2 separate regions of the Mus musculus genome follow, and region 1 is linked to region 2. A link is a loop called in an ENCODE intact Hi-C map of the cell type or tissue named here. Cell type or tissue: left cerebral cortex. All regions are shown on one strand. Links, peaks and the distances in the headings refer to the core of each region. The heading gives the core; the rest is flanking DNA.

What was found. Hi-C counts contacts between places; a loop is a spot of excess contacts. Peaks named below come from ENCODE experiments on the same cell type or tissue, not always from the same donor. Only the 100,000 strongest peaks of a DNase experiment are listed, where the experiment ranks them.
Region 1: it touches region 2 in a loop (7-fold over the local background); 25 of 42 quality-filtered maps call a loop at or near these places.

The regions. Positions count from the first base shown.
Region 1 is chr19:42,311,448-42,319,426 of GRCm38, reverse strand. It overlaps Crtac1 (cartilage acidic protein 1), which reads left to right. Exons shown (of 15, transcript NM_145123.5): 5 at 666-822. Gm34347 (a long non-coding RNA gene) reads right to left here. Exons shown (of 3, transcript XR_386718.4): 2 at 7,315-7,570; 3 at 4,801-5,412. Among named protein-coding and RNA genes, the nearest start is that of Mir3085, 35 kb to the right of the region's middle. In left cerebral cortex, for the core only: a CTCF peak has its summit at 3,328 (motif pointing left); DNase peaks (open chromatin) are centred at 2,217, 2,672 and 3,298; H3K27ac peaks cover 646 bases.
Region 2 is chr19:42,649,932-42,657,910 of GRCm38, reverse strand. No RefSeq gene overlaps it. Among named protein-coding and RNA genes, the nearest start is that of Loxl4, 41 kb to the right of the region's middle. In left cerebral cortex, for the core only: a CTCF peak has its summit at 2,670 (motif pointing right); DNase peaks (open chromatin) are centred at 2,669 and 4,009.

The DNA.
Region 1 (7,979 bases), core at 2,152-4,651, 340 kb after region 2:
ATCTGTGGGGTTTGGACTACTGAGAATGGCTACTGAAGGAAAAGCCAGTGCCCCAGGCTTCCCCTTCTTCTGGAGGGGGAAAAAAAAAAGACGGAGACAGTATTATAAAGGCCAAAACAGTGAAATATCTCCTCTTGATAATATGGGAGACGGGAGTGGAAGGCAGATGGAAGACCCCGCGAATCCGTGCCTTTCCCGGAAGGAGGAGAGGGAGCAGGCTTAGGAATTTGCTTGTCATCTTGGCTGGAGTGGGCTTGAATGGGAGAGAAAGAGAGAGAGACAGAGAATAATGGGAACTGGTAGATCAATCAATCAGCAAATATTTATTGAGCAGCTACCCTGGCTGGCAGCTGGAGCGAGCTCAGCTGGAGGGAGGCACATTAGAAAATTGTCTATAAAAAGGTGGTTGTGGGGGAGAGGGAGAGATGTGTTCTTCTGGAACAGGATAGAACAAGAGAGGCTGCTTTGTTGTCTGGCTCGAGAAGGGGCGGAGGGGGGGGTCGTCATTTGCACGCAGCTTTTGTGATGAGCACCTGTCAGGGTTGTAGCAGCACAGGCTTCAACCCACTGATGAAGCTATGATCCCTGGGGTGGGGACAAATCCTGGGGAAGCCAGGGCTAGCATGGCCAGGGCTTCTCACCCTCCTCCTTTTCTTCTTCCTCAGGGCTCTGGAAGATACTCTATCTACATAGCCAACTATGCCTATGGTGATGTGGGGCCTGATGCCCTCATCGAAATGGACCCTGAGGCCAGTGACCTGTCCCGGGGGATCCTGGCACTCAGGGACGTGGCGGCTGAGGCTGGGGTCAGCAAGTACACAGGTAAGCAGAGTTATTAGTAGAGGGGCTGGGGCTGGGGGTCCAGGGCCCTGCAGAGAGCTGTGTCTAAGTCATCAGCAACCAGGAGGACAGAGAAGGTTTATAATCCCTGAGCAGGGAGGAAGGCATTTTCCCTTCCCACCATGTATGCTGCCTCTCCAAAGGGGAGGTGAGATCCCTGGCAGGTGTGAGCTTGGCGGGGTGGGGATACCGTACAGCAGGCATGAAGTGAAAGGGAAAGAACACCATGTATCCTGTCCCAGGAACCCCGTGCCCCCTCCCCTGCTGTAACCCCAGTGATGAGTGAGCAGATTGCATTGGTGAAATCTGACAGATCACAGGAGCTGAGATTTAAAGCTTTCTTTATTGCCCAACAGCAGATGAAATTATTTACTTACACATAAGCGGCCAGGAATTGAGCGCTAAGTCCCTAAGCTCCGGCTGGGTCCCGTCTCGGATAACTGAGCTCAAAGAATTGTGTTCTTGTTCCAAACCCTCTCCCGCACTTTTTATGGAAGGTGCGCTCCCCCCTCAACTTTCTGGATGGGGGACCTATTGTCAGAGAGAGCCTCTGACAGGAGCTCTTTCTAGGGAAGGCTGTTTTTCTAATTCCAGCAGGGCTGCTGACTAAACTCTGATAATCTGCCAATAGGCTGTTGATGGCAGAGCCATCCAGTTCCTGTTGTGAGTGCCAAAAATCAGGAAGCCAGGCCTGTGCATAACAACTTGGTCTCGTTCACACCCGCCTTGCAGTTGGGATGTAGAAATCCTCCCGTTAGCTAGCCTTCCCCGTACATCTGCTCCAAGTTATACCACGGACACGACCACAGCGTCGGCCAGCCTACACTCAAGGCTTGTGGAGCTGGAAAGTGGCAGGGGAGATGAAGTGGGCCCCTCCCTTCCTCCAGACACTGGGCTGGTAGTAGCAAATCTCCAAGTTGCATGCTGGAAAGGTTGCAGGAGTGAGCGGTGCCCTTACCCAGCCGACTTGCCACCTCCATGAGAGACAGAGATTGATGCTGGCCTATCTGACAAAGTTTTTGGGGACAAATGACTAGACAATAAAATAGTTTGCATGGCTCAAGCCCCATCAATGTGCCTGAGAGCCCTGGGCATAAACGTGCGGCGGAGAGGCTGAGTGTCAGTCATAAACCATGTTTCCCTGGGAAGAAGAATAAACATGAGGCGCTTCAGCCCAGATTGGTACAGTCAATTTTTCTGAGTAAGCTCCCAGTTCTGTGTACTGGGCTGGCTTGGCAATTAAGTGCCTTGATCTTGCAGGAGAGGGAGGGGTATGGGCTGGGGGATGAAACACTTGAAAATGATGAGATGGAAGGGAGGCAAGGACGGGGAGAGTGCATTACACGCAGAATGGAAGAATTCAGGAGGCTGGAGCATGAAGGGGGCATTGTTCACGCTGGCTGGGCTGGCACAGAACCCAGGAGGGATAGGAGGGGCGCAAGCAAAGACAGCTGAGGAGCAGAGATGCGATGGGAGCCCCAGCCAACTGTGCTGGCCGTGCTGGAAGGATAGGGCAACCCAAGGCGGGGGCAGCAGCTTCTGTGGAGGGATGGAGGAGGCCGGGGCAGCTGGCATACCCAGAGGACACATAAGAGCAGTTCTGCAGACTTCCAGAAGCTATTTGGCTGGCAAGAACCAATTTGGCCTACCAAGTTACTGTTCTGTCTGCCTGCCTTCCCCAGCCCCCCAACATTATCCTGCAACCCCCACTTGTCACTCGGTTAATGACACATGGACATCTGGCTGGGAAATGACCCCAGAGTGCTCCCTTGAGCCCTAGGAATGAACCCCAAATGTAAGGGCCACTATGCTGAGCCCAGCCCAATGGCCAAGACTCTGGGCAGGTGGCCAGCGCTCATTGCCAGAATAGTGCAAGGAAGGGGTCTGGGAAGCCAGGAGGGACAAGCAAGGCCTAAGCAGGCTGGGAGGGAGAAGCAAGCAGTGGCCAGATGTGCTTCAGGGAACTGAGGCTTCTGCAGCCAAGCCACAGAGCTCCCATTTTTTTTTTGAGGGCAGCCACCAGGACTGGGTGGGAGGACCTCCCATTTGCCAAGGGATCAGACTAGGTCCAAAGAGCAGAAAGGACTTGTACAAGGTCACTTAGGAGACTTGGAGAAAGCCAGCACTTGGGGCCTTATGTCCTGATGCTTAAACCAGCCATAACCAGCTGACCTTTCTGATGACCTCCAACTAGAGCAAGCTGCTCCCAGCTGGTAAAGGGAAGGCCCCTTACCCTCTGGGTATGAATTGGCAGACAGGCCCTGAACTGTGTATGCAGGTTGTCAGGCCAAAGCAGCTGTCTGGCCTGGGGTGCTCAGGACAGCAGGCTGCAGTGGTGGGGGGCTGGAGAGCAATGGCACGCAAACCACACACAAGTTGTTAGTTGTGCAGGAGGGGGGAAGGGAGATCTCTCCAGACACTATTGATTCTGGCATCCACTACCACTCTGCTGGGTCACAGTGCCATCTAGTGGCTGAAATGCCTGCTCTCAGGGGACTGAGCCCCTGGAGGGTGTCTGAACCTGAGCTGCTAGTACCCACAGTGGCAGTAGAGAGCCTGCTGTCCCTTGCTGTGGCTCCCTAACCACTCCAAGGTCTCTTCAACTATCAGAGACCACTTGGAGCCAGGAAAGGCTGGGAGCTGAGATGTGTGGGAACCCTGAGAAGTGGTGTCCGTCCCACAGAGGGTTTGGCATAGGAGAGAGCAGCAGTCCTGTGGTATCTCACCAGGCACCTTGACCCAGCCAACTAGCAGAGTGGCTAAAGGGAGCAGGCTTACGCCGGCCTGGACAGCCATAGAAGACAATGACCTCTCCCCACACAAATTCTACCTTCACAGTGTTTTGGAGAAGGAAATAACATGGGGATGCCTAGTCCATAGCCTGGGCCTATGGCTCTGACACAGTGGCACCAGGCTTCTCTGCTGGGCATCTCCTGGGGCCTTGAGCTAGCTCAAGGATGGAGCTGAGAGAGCCAGCCCATCTGTCATGGAGGCATGAAGTCTGTGTCTTCCCGTCTAGGCACTATGCAGGCGGGCATCTTTATCCCCTCCCCAAATGGAGTGCAGCTTTCTGTCACCGTCATCCTTCTTCCCTCTGCACATGGCCTCCTTCTCCCAGGCCCTACCCTTTTCCCAGGACCTCTGCACTCAGGCCACACCCCCTTTGAGGGAGCATCTGCCCAGGCTGCAAGGTGGTGATTAAAGAAGCCTTTAAGGAAATTTGGAAAGAAAATGGAGGTGGATTTATGATGTTGGGTGGAGAGTTCTGCTGTTGGCTGGGAGCAGTGTGGAACAAAGCGGAGGGCAGATCTGATTTATAGGAAGTCATTATTGGAGGAGACGGAGAGGCCCAAAGCCCAGCTGAGCCCTTCTGGCAGATCCCCATCAGCAGCAATGACTGGTGTCTGCCGGGTGGGGGCTGAGGAGCCTCTCAGGTTTCCAGGTGGGTGTCAGCCATCTAGATAGCTGTAGCTCAGCCAGCACTAGCAGCCAGGACCAGACAAGGCTAGAGAGACAGGTACCTCAGCCAGGTCCAGAAACCCCAGGAGGGTCCCCAGAGGGGTTCCCAAAGTCCAGGATACACAGGAGCCATTTCCAGGGAGTGTCGGGTGCAGTGTACGATTGTCACAGGGTTCTGTCCTGGTTCTGAAGTGCATAGATGTTAGATAGACTCACACTTTACTTTTCACACACATTTCCCCCAGTGATCTCAAGAGACTGTAAAGAAAGGACACTAGTGGCTCTATCACAAGGTGCCAGTACGGTCCCCTCCCTGTTGAGAGGAGACCCGAGTCGATGTGTTAGAGAGGCAAGCAGTGGGAACAGCGTGAACGTTTGAGCTGAGACCCTATCACCTGCCAATTGTGATTGCTGCCGTGTAAGCCTCAGTTTCTTCACCTGGAAAATAGAGGGAACGGGAGGGTACCGAAGACGTATTTGACAAAATAAACAACACTTTCATTACACTGGACAAGTGCGTTCAGGAGTTCTATTGTACACTACAGTGACCGCAGTTAATAACAATCTATTATATTCTTGCGCCATGCCAAGAAGATAGATTCTAAGTGTTCGAGAAATTTAAATAATAAATATGTGAGATCATGCATATGCTAATTAGCCCATTCTAGCCATTTCATAGCATATGCGTTCCCCAAAACCATGTTGCATGTGATAAACATATGCAATTTGTTATTTCTCGGCTAAGAAGGCGGTGGTGACGAGACACACCTCTGGGTGTCGGGACACTTAATGTGAGATGTCTGCACCCTTGCCCAGCGCACAGAACAGAATCACCAGACTCTTTCTTCCAGTCATTTGACTGCTCTGGCCTCACACAGCTTCTGCTTGCCTCCTTGATGCAGGGTGGGTGGATCCAGGAGGAAGGGCCCTTCTTCCTACAGCCTCTGGTGGCAAATTGGAAACCTTCTAGGAAAAGGGATTGGAGAGGCCTGAGCTGATCAGGAGTGTCCTTGTCTCACAGTATCGGCACCCACGTAGTCTCACGGTCCAGCCTTGCCGACATCAGCAGGCTTGCCCACCACCAACACAGCATCAGCACCTCAATTTGGAATTCTGCAGGAAACAAATGTAGAGAGGGAGGCCCTGTTAACACCTTACCCGTTGCCCCTTCTCCATCTACCTCATCTCTTTACCTCATGCATTTTCCAGCATCTTAGATCAACTCCTTTATAATATCTTGGATGCTCTTGGCAGCCTATGGACCTTGGTGTCCACGAAAACCGTGTTTTCTACAAGATTCTCACAGGAGAGTGTCACAGGGCTGTACCCCTTTGATGAGGAACAGTAGGATGTGGGGCAGGAACTGTAAACATTTTCCAACTGTTTCAAAGTAAAATTGAAAAGTTGAAAAGTAAAATCTCAAGGGCCTTCTCACCACCCTACCCCATCCCCTGCATTTTGCAGTGCAGAGGAATGATACCCGGAGGACACCTTCCCAAGTTCCTGAAGCCAGAGAGAGGCAATGGCCCTGTACAAAACCCAGATGCCCTTCCTAGGAACCTGGATCCCAGTCTGCTGCTTCATGCCTGGGTCAACAACCCATAGCTGGAGCAGTTGAGTGCATGCTCCACCCATAGCCTCTCCCTTCCCTCTCCATCCCATCCCTGAGAGCCAGGAGGTGGACCCCTTGTACCAGAATCATACTTGAGACCACTGTCAAAGCATCGGGGCTCAGAGGTCTAGAGATGTGGGGACTGAGAATAGCCAAGGGTTCCCCATAGGAATTGGGTCCAATGAACAAACAGGAAAGCCTGATAGGTGGCCAGAGGAAGTGGGGACCAAAGGGGGTCACTACCCCCCTGGAGCTCCCAGCCTCTCAGACAGACTTGTCAGAGTGGACACATGTCCTTGGGAAGGATGGGGAGAGAGATAAACATTCAAAGCCCAACAGCATAACAAAGGGGCCTTTGAAGCTTGAAGTGCTGGGCAAAAATAAAGTGATATTATTCACTCAGCAGGTGGTAAATAGTCCCAGCTAATGACTGTGTGGCACCTGACATTTTCCAAGGTACCTTCCAAAATTCATCCCACTTAATATTTATGACACCCCTGGGAAGGAGCTATTATTATTACCAGTTTACTTCATAGATGAGAAAACAGAAGCCTAGAAAGGTTAAGTGATATGTCCAAGGTCACACAGCTCAACCCTGGATGAGGTGACCCCGAGTCCTTTCACCAGCACAGCCCAGCAGGCTCAGCTGGGGAGCCGTGTGTCTCTGAGAGAAGGTGCTGGCTCCAGACAGTAAAGAATCCATTGAAAGGGGTGGAGTCAACTTCATTAAGGTGTCGTTCTCCAAGACTAAACAAAGATGTCCCTAACAGCAACCGTCTGGGTAGCCCTGAGCCTAGGGAGAGGAGGGGGAAAATGGATGTCACAAAGCAGAAAGAAAAACAGAGATGGGTCCTGGGAGAAGAGATGCTGCTACTTCTGTCTGACTGGCAAAGAGGAGGACGGAAAGGATACAGTTATGATGGGATGTTTCTGTTGGTTTCGAGAGTTAATCTTATGGCATCAGCAAGGGGCACAGCACCTGGCTGACTTGCCTTAGACCCTGGTTTGGACCATATCCTAAGGTTTCTGGAAATGAGCCCCAAAAGGCTGGCTCTCTGACTGTGGACTCACCTGCTCCCCAAATGCGTGGCCAACTTGCCAAGAAGGAGTTGTGGGTAACATCTCTGTTATGGTCCGGTTGCTATGGCAATAAATTGCTGCTAATTAGTAGTGTGGTTACCATGGCAATTTTCTAGTAATTACAGGTTACAAATGGTGCAAGGCTTCAACCCAACCCAATTAGTTAATTAGAAAGATTTAGAAATTTGTCCAAAAGGGAAATAACCTGCTTTGTAGAAAATGAAGGGAATGTGTCACAGCTTGGGTGCCAGAGGCAGAGGAAACTGGAGGATGCCACAGAGAAGGGAGGACTGGGTTGCATGGTGGCAGGTCCTGAGTCCCACCTGGAATCTCCTGGAAGCCTTCCCCTAGGCTGGAGTCTGGCAGTAGCCAGGGCAGGGACAGCTGCTGCTAGACCCGCTTTTTAACAGGCAGGGATGATGCCCGGTCCTGTCTCAGCATCCTTTCCACTGGCATCACCCGACTCCACAGCCTTCATGTTCTGTGAGACCCCTCCTGGGAGCAGGATCCTCAGAGGGAATGGGGAGTTGGCTGCTCATTTTCCTGAGACTGGACTCTCCTTGGAGACAAACTGAGTACCTGGGAAAAGCAAATCCGTGAGAAGAAGCCTAGAAGTCATCAGCAAGAAGTCTAGTCAGAGTACTGAAAGCGGTGAAGTCGTTTTGGGGCCCCTGTCCCAGCTCCCTTCACATCGGGAACAAAGCCCCACAATTCTTCAGGGAGCATCTTGCAGGGTGAAGGACCATGGACACCCAAGAACCCTTTCCTCAGATGAGCTCAGTCACTTCCCTTGATGGCCATGGGCCTAGCCATTACCACATGGCTCTTCCAGAGTTCTCCAGTTCTCGTTTACTTAAAAACTCCACCCCCTCCCAGTTTCCTTTTGTCATCATAGCTAGTTCCTTAGAGTAATATGCCTCATCCTTTAGGGGGCGTACAAACCACACAGTGGTGTTATGAGATGCAGAACTCCACAGGGCCTGAGTCT
Region 2 (7,979 bases), core at 2,541-5,040:
CTTTCTGTGTGGAGTTGCTGTTGCTCCTACAGCTGTGCTCAACCTGGGAGCACAAAAGGCAAAGGGAGGGAGGGCTTGGGAAGGGTCTGCAAGAGCCCGCAGCTGAGCCCTGCCCCAGATCTGCAGTCTTCAGCCACGACTTAGAATACAGGGAACCAATCTGGCTTGCTCAAACCGGTTGCCCCATGTATTTAGAAACACAACTCATTTTGCTCTCCGAAGTGCCTCAGTTTGAATAGTAGTTCACTTGTGTGTCTCTTCTATGCACCCCACCCAGAGGGAGACACAAACCTGAACAAGAGCTGACAGGGACCTAGGAGCACCTAGCAGGCCCTTCTTGCACTGTGGGCAGCATGATTCTGGCAAGGAGTGTGTGACCTTGGGCCCTACATCCATCATTCCCAGGCCCCGGGAGGTGATCAGTAAGAGAGGTTATGGGACAGATCCTGGAGCCTCTCTGGATCCTGATACACTGCCTGCCTTGTTGAGGATTGGCCAGTGGTCCTCTCCTATTGCATGACATGAAGCAGGCACAAAGAGCCACTACACACAAAATGGAGGGTGTATGTCACCAACAGATCATGTGAAAGGGGTACATGCTGGCCAAGAAAACCTGGGAGATTTAGATAAGAAGTCTACCAGTTAGATGCCAGGCACCAGGTAAGCTCTCACAGCAACCCCACAGGGCCTTGGTCACTCTACATAATAAAGTTTTTCTCTAATTCTGCTCATTCAGTCTTAGCATCCCTCAAGGGATAGCTAGAACGTGACCACCTACCTGGAGATTCGGCTCATTTCTAGTCCAGTCCTATGACCAGGGTACGGTCCCTCTCCTTTGAACCGAAATGGCCTCCATTGAGCGTGCTCTGTGTGTGAGCCTGACACCAGGTGCTATACATCATTCCTGTCTTCACACAGCCCTGTGAGTTGTGTAACAGCCTCACTTTGTAATGAAGGATGGATGCTAAGACCCAGAGACCTCACTTGGAAAGAAAGAGTGACCAAGAGAGGCAGAGAAAGAAAAGAGAGCAGCTTTCAAGGTCAAGTTACTATTTTGAAATGAAGGTGAGCCAGGAAATTGTCATGGAAGGAGAGGAGGAACCATTTAGACTTTCTGGTCAATACTGGCTGACCCTGTGCTCTGTGTCTGGTCCTGGTGGAGTGAATTTCAGGCATCTTCATTTTGTCACCAGAAAAGAGTCGGTCAGAGACAAGGAGTGATCTCTTCAAAGTCGTACAGCTCAGAAACTGCGGAGCTGGGATGGGAAGTGGAGCCCAGATTGCCAGTGTAGGGCTCTTCAGGCACTACATGGCTTTCTTCATATCTGTGTGTCAGACACACAGCGGGGAGCATGGCTGGGAGCACAGCTCTAGGGAAGCCTCCACTGGGAGACTCCCATGGTCATTTCCTCAGAGATGTGCTCCTCTAGCAAAGCGACAGTGGACAGAGGCAGAGACAGAGTCAGGCCCATCCTGAGTCCTGGACGGTGGCAACGGTGCCTCTCCATCCCTGTGCTTATAACAAACACCTGCCCAGGACAACTGCTTCCTAAGCCTCCAGAGTATTCCAGAGCAGGAGCTGGTCAGGACCCCAAATTGCCCCATGTGCTGGGTAATTCTGAAATTAGCCCTTCCAGTCTAGGTCCACTTCATCTCCCCTACACAGCAACTTACTCATTCAGTTTTACCTGTGAGGGCCTACTGCATACAGAAATTGATCCAGTCCTAGACATGGTAGGGCCCTATTTCTGCCCCAACTCAGAGAACAGAGCTAATATGCTCTTCCAGAAAATGAGGGATTGTGGTCAGGAAGATAAAGATGCCCAGGAAACCCCCCTTCAAAGATAAGAAAGGGGACAGAAAGTCTGTGCACCCCAAACCATTCTCAGAGGGGGGCACCTAACTATGTGCACCTCCTGTGTTTAAAGTACAAAATGGTGTTTCATGTAAATTCTTTCCCAACATACCCGCTGTCCCGGAGAAATGATGATCAATGAAGCTGTGAGAGAGGCAAACACAGAGTTGTTGTGAAACGGCATTTGGACGGCCATATACCGGCTGAGAACCTCCAACGCATCTAATGAGTGATGCGCAGTTACTGCATCAGCTCAAAGATGCCACCGCTGCAGAATAGGACTAAACCCCCATACAAGAAAGCCAAAGACAGAATTCTGGCAGTACCATGACTGCTGCTGAGGAGTCTAGAGGTGGGCAATGGGACTTGAGATGACTTTAAAACCGCCTGCCATGTTTCTGGCATCCATGAGATGTGGGTGGATCCATGATTAGAAAGAGTGCTCCCTCTGGGCCAGCCCTTCAGAGAAATGGAGCAGAGATATGGGGACCGGAGCCCAGAAGCTGAAACAGAGCATGAAGAAGGGAGCAAAAGGTTAAACAATGTTTGAGAAGGAAAAAAAGAGCTGAGTTTCTGAGCAGGGGACTGGTTTGAGGGACTGTCTTTGTTCCCGAATGGAGAGAGAATCCAAGGGTGGCCAACTAGGTGGTCTCTGGGGAAGGAGCCCCCTGGCTCAGGGTAGAATCAAGCCTTCTGTCTCTCTCCCAGGGCCCTAGACACACCAAGTTCAGGACCAAGCCCACTTCCCTAGGCTGCTGCACCTTCAGGCCTGGGGAAAGGCTCTGATCAGAGGCTGATTCCAGGGTGGCCATAAGAGGGCAGGAGAGTGCTGGTAATGGGCCAGCTGAAGCAGCTTGCCAAGGGCTGGGCTGAGAGGTGAGAAGGGGAGGGAAGAGAGGAAGAGGATGGAATACCACACTGATGGACAGATCCCAAAAGAACTGACCTGTTCATGGGACTCCCAGCTGATCCACCTCCTGAAAGCGTGAGATTTAGTTCACTGACTGGTGGGCAAATCTGGGTTCAGTGGTGAACATACAAAAGGAGAGAGGCAGTAATGTGTCCCCAAAGCACCAGTGATACCTGCCCAGATACACGGGGCTTCCTGGGCCTCTCTGCTGCTGCTGCCCAACAGCTCTCTGCCCATCTGTTTCCTGTCCATCACTTTCCCAAGTCACTTGAGAATCCTTACCCCACCCAAATAAGAATGGACTCCAGGTACAGGCAGCCCTACTAGGAACTCCCACAGCCCCAGCTCGACCTTAAGAAATCAAAGCAAGCTACATCCCCAGGATGAAGCAAGTCTGGAGACCAAGAGAGGTGTGTCACGGGTACACACACACACACACACACACACACACACACACACACACACTCATACACTCAAGGACAGACCCAAAGTGCTAGAGGACTCCCCCTTCAAACTTTTCAGACCCTAGCACAGTTGAGACACAGCTGAGATTTTCTCACCATGGTCAATGGATGCTGTGTTTATGACCTGGTGTAACCTGGGGACCACTAGCTTCTTGTGAGTGGCATCCCCATAACCCTCAGCCCTTTCCTCATCTTCTTCATGGATGCAATTGGCCCTGGCTCACCCTCCCAACAGAGAGCTGGGATGGTAGAGAGACAAGAACCAATTAAAAATGCCCACGCACCTTTTGAATACATCTTTAGAGAAGCAATGGGCTCCCCAGGGGCTGCCCCTTGGCCCTCTGGGTAAGATTCTCTGCTCAGTTACAGGTCAGCCCCTCAGTCTGAGAACCATGTGGTACCCTTCTGAGACTCAGCTTCTGCAAGAGGAGAAGTCCTCAAAGCAGACAGTTTACCTCTAGAAGCATCTGCTCCATCTGTAAAATGGCCTCACTGAGCTGCTTTTAAGCCCAAGTGCTCAGTGCTGGGCTTAGTCTCCTTTCTAGACAGTGGGGTTGGGCAGCCCTACCCCAGTGGAACAAATACAAGAAAACAAGAGCAGCAACTGTCTCCTGGACCAGTTTTCCCACTCCCACAGTCTCCATCTTGAGGAATACCAGAGGCCACCCAGCCCGGAAGCTTCGACTCCTATTCTGTCTTCTGCCGCTGCATCACAAAGACCTGCTTGTTCGCTGGTGGAGATGAATCCCACACTGTCCAGCTTTCTCTGACTGCACATGCACATGGGGTCCTCCACCCTGTCTCCAGCTCCTGCCCTGAAGGCTGCAGCTGTCCGCCAGCTTCAGCTGAGGATTTAGTGAGTCCAGCTCTTCTGAGGCGTGACTGGGCAGGTCCTTCAAAATCCTATCTGTCCCATGACCCCGTGGTGGGAGGCTGCCCACCACCTTGTTATGTGTGTGTTTCTCTATCCAACTCCATCTTGAACATGGCCACTCTTCACAGGGGGGCTGGGGAGGTGGGTATTAGAACTGATTGAGACCCCAGGGACCTGCCTCCACCCCATGGAGATTTCTAGCTAAGCCTTGACAAAGATGGATGGTTAGCAAGTTGGCTAAGCTTCTGGGGGCGGGGGGCAAGAAGAGTCTGAGCCAGGTCCTTCACTTCAGCTAGATGCTACCCTGTGGGTCCATTCTCTATGACAGAGCTGGTGAGTGTATTTTCAGGACAGAGGGATTTGACTTCACAAAAGCCCTGAAGTGGGCTTCAACCCTTAGCGGAGTCTTTGATCCCTCTGAGTCAGTCTCAAAGGTCCTGCCCAGCCAGATGGATCTCAGCCTCTCTCCCTTGTTGTCACCTTGCAGATATTTATAGCCTTTTCATGTCCACTAGAGAGCGTAATGGGCTTTTTAGGCTAAACCAATTAAACTCTCTCCCGTAAGTCATGTCTCCTGCATGGCTTCGGTCGCCCTTCCCTGAACTTGTTCCATCTTCATTATCTCTGCTCCTTGTGGCAGGGAGGGCCTGGGAGTTCACATGCTGGCTAAGGGACGTCTGCCTTCCTTTCCAGCTGCCTGGTCCTTCTGACCATCAGAGCTCCCCCACCCCCTCACACCCCAACCCTGGGTTGTATAGACATAACCTAAGCCTGGGAAATGCAATTGACTAACCCAGGAAGCAGAATATACTCAAAAAGGGCTGATTGGTTTTTCCTCCTTTTGAAAATTATTTAGCTTTTTACCCCTCCAATATTATGCAAATAAGATTATGCCCTGCCAGCACACAGTCAAGTGTTTATAAAATACCCTAGGCTGGAGACAGGAAGCTGCAACCCACAAAGATAATCATATCTCAAATGTGTACCAGGCTCTGGTGGGCTACTGGGGACATTTCCCCACAGTGTGCTTGCACTCTGCAAGGGGCCCCATGCTTCAAGGCCATGACAATGGTTTCCATCTCTTTTGAAGTCAGGAGCGAAGAGGTTACCGCTTCAGACAAAAAGACATGCAGGTACAGGAGTGTGCAGCTGGCATCCCTACATACTTGCCCACGGTTGTGTGGAAGACCTGGTCAAGCTGGCAGTGAGACTCCTTGGTCTCTTGCCCACTGGCTCACGGCTCAGCTGAAGGAGAAACACCCGTGGATTTCACCAGCATGCAGTGTTAAAGTCTTCCTGCACTTAGTCATACTCAGTTTAATTTACATCTACTATGGACCATTGGCTTAAGACAAGAAACATAAGGAACACTGGCGCCGGATACAATATCAGGTTCACGAGGAACATAAAACACAGAATAATTCTAGATTTTTCCCCAGCACTCCATAACCCAGTGCTAAAAAGGGAAAATACAGAGGCAATTAGAGCCAATTTAGCTTTTTTGTTGTTGTTTATTAGGGATAAAGATGAGCTAGCCCCTAATGTTTTTAAGCCGTGCCGGCAAATGGCAGTTTCAAGCGTTTCTTTTAATCTCAACATTCAATAGAAGAAAATGCTTTACATTTTAAAAAAAGATGAGGTAATTTTTCAGAACACAAAACTTTCAATAGCTTTAAATCAGGTTTTGGAAGCAGAGTTCGTTTTTTTTTTTTAATGCTGTAACTTATAATTACAATCTGCATTTTAAAATACTTTTGTTCCTCAAATAAAACATATCAAATTAGATTTGTCAACAAATCACCTCTTTTCATAATTAACTTAGAGTAAAGTAAACAACATTTATCATACACTTAATGAGGAAAATGCCCAAATTCCTCTTCATACATTATAAATATAAGAAAGGATGAAAATAAACTTTATAATATACTTTTTAATAACACTCTGATATAAAATAAAATTATTGTATTAAAAACACTTTATATACAAAATTATTTTTAATTCATTAGCATTTCTTTAAAGCTTCCTGGCTTTAATCATTATAGGTCCCAGGGCATATTTACATTCTTTGGGGCCCCCTGCTTAGCTGAGGCTCAGTAGCCAACCTGGCCTAAAAGTTGCCAGTGAAAGTTCCTAGACTCTTGATAGTTCCTATTGTAACTCTGACAGTGCTCTGGCTAGTTGTGTGTCAATTTGCCACAAGCTAGAGTCATTTGAAAGGATGAATGCTCAATAGAGAGGATGCCTCTATAACATCTGACTGTAGGGCATGTCTTAATTAGTGATTGATGGGGGAGGACCTGGACCATTGTGAGTTGTGCCATCTCTGGGCTGGTGACCCTGGGTCCTATAAGAAAGCAGTCTGAGCAAGCCAAGATGAGCAAGTTGGTGGGCAGCACTCCTCTATAACCTCTGCATCAGCTCCTCCCTCCAGGTGCCTGTCCTGCTTGAGTTCCTATCCTGGCTTTCTTCAGTGATGGACTCTGAGGTGGAAGTGTAAGCCAAATGAGCCCTCTCCTCCCCAACTTGCTTTTGATTATGGTGTTACACCATAGCAATAGAAACCCTGACTAGGATAGACAGTGGTTGGCAACACTTGAAATGATAGCTATGCCATCCACTCATCTCTGTGAGCTGCTGCGGTGAGCACAGCTTTCTTGCTGACCTGTAATGGCCATGTTCATAGAGCAAGAAAGGAAACGATAGCTTTAAGCCACCGAGATTTGAGAGCTGTTTGTCACTGTGTCCTAACCAACGCTGTCCTGACTGATACAGTTCCAAAGCAGAATAACACATCAAGTTATCAGTTTACATCTAGGAATGGATCATCTCTTAACAGGGATAATGGGACGGGTTCTGAACCATTTGAGTTCTGAACCAGCCACTTACTGAGTGGCTGAGACAAGTCGCTTTACCTCTCTGAACTGGGTGGGCTTCCTACGTTTAAAAAAGATTTGTTTTATTTGTGTGTGTGTGTGTGTGTATACTCTTGTGCATGCATGTATATATGCATGCACCAATGTTCATGTGCATGTGCATGCACACGTGTGTGTGTGTGTGTGTGTGTGTGTGTGTGCAAACAAGGGTAGATGACCAAGGAGTCCAGAAGAGGGCATCAGAAGTCCTGGAGCTGGAGCTAAAGGCAGTTGTGATCGCCTTGATTTTGATGCTAAAAACCAAAATCTGGTCCTCTGCAAGAGCAACAAAAGCTCTTAACTGCTGTGCCATCCTTGTAGCCCTGCTTCATCTTTAAAACCACTATGCACATATACGCTCACTTTGACTCAATAATAGAATCATAAATAGTGGTGTGGTTTATGTGTAGACACTTTAAATAGAAGCAATTATAAGATCCTGGTAAACTTCTATCATTTCAAACTTCCCAGCATCTTTTTCCGTGTCTCTCTTTTAGCAACCCATTCTCTCCTTTCTACATATGTGTTACATGTGCCTCAGACAAAGGATAGTAACCAAGGGGTTGTTAGTCGGTCCCTTCCTACTCACAGGGGCTGGTCAAAGGTCTGGAGTGACCAAAACAGTGCCACCAGACAGTCTAGCTGAGGACAGTTCATGGGTAGTAGCCAGTGATGCAGGAAGCCTGGGTCTGGCAGTGCTCATAGGCCACTATGCACAGCAAAGTCTTCAGAGAAAGAGAATAGCATTTCAACAGAACAAGAAGAGCCTGAATGTGGGGTGATGGGGGAAGAAGAGGAGAAGGGGGAGACAAGAAGGGAATGATAGGGGAGAAGGGAGGAGGGGAGGAAGGTAAGATGGAAGGAGGGGAGGGCGGGAGGACGGGAGAACAGGAGGAGGGAAGGGGGAATTTCCTTGCCCAGCCCTTGAATGCTTCTCACCTCCTGAGCTGCTGGAGCCACCTTT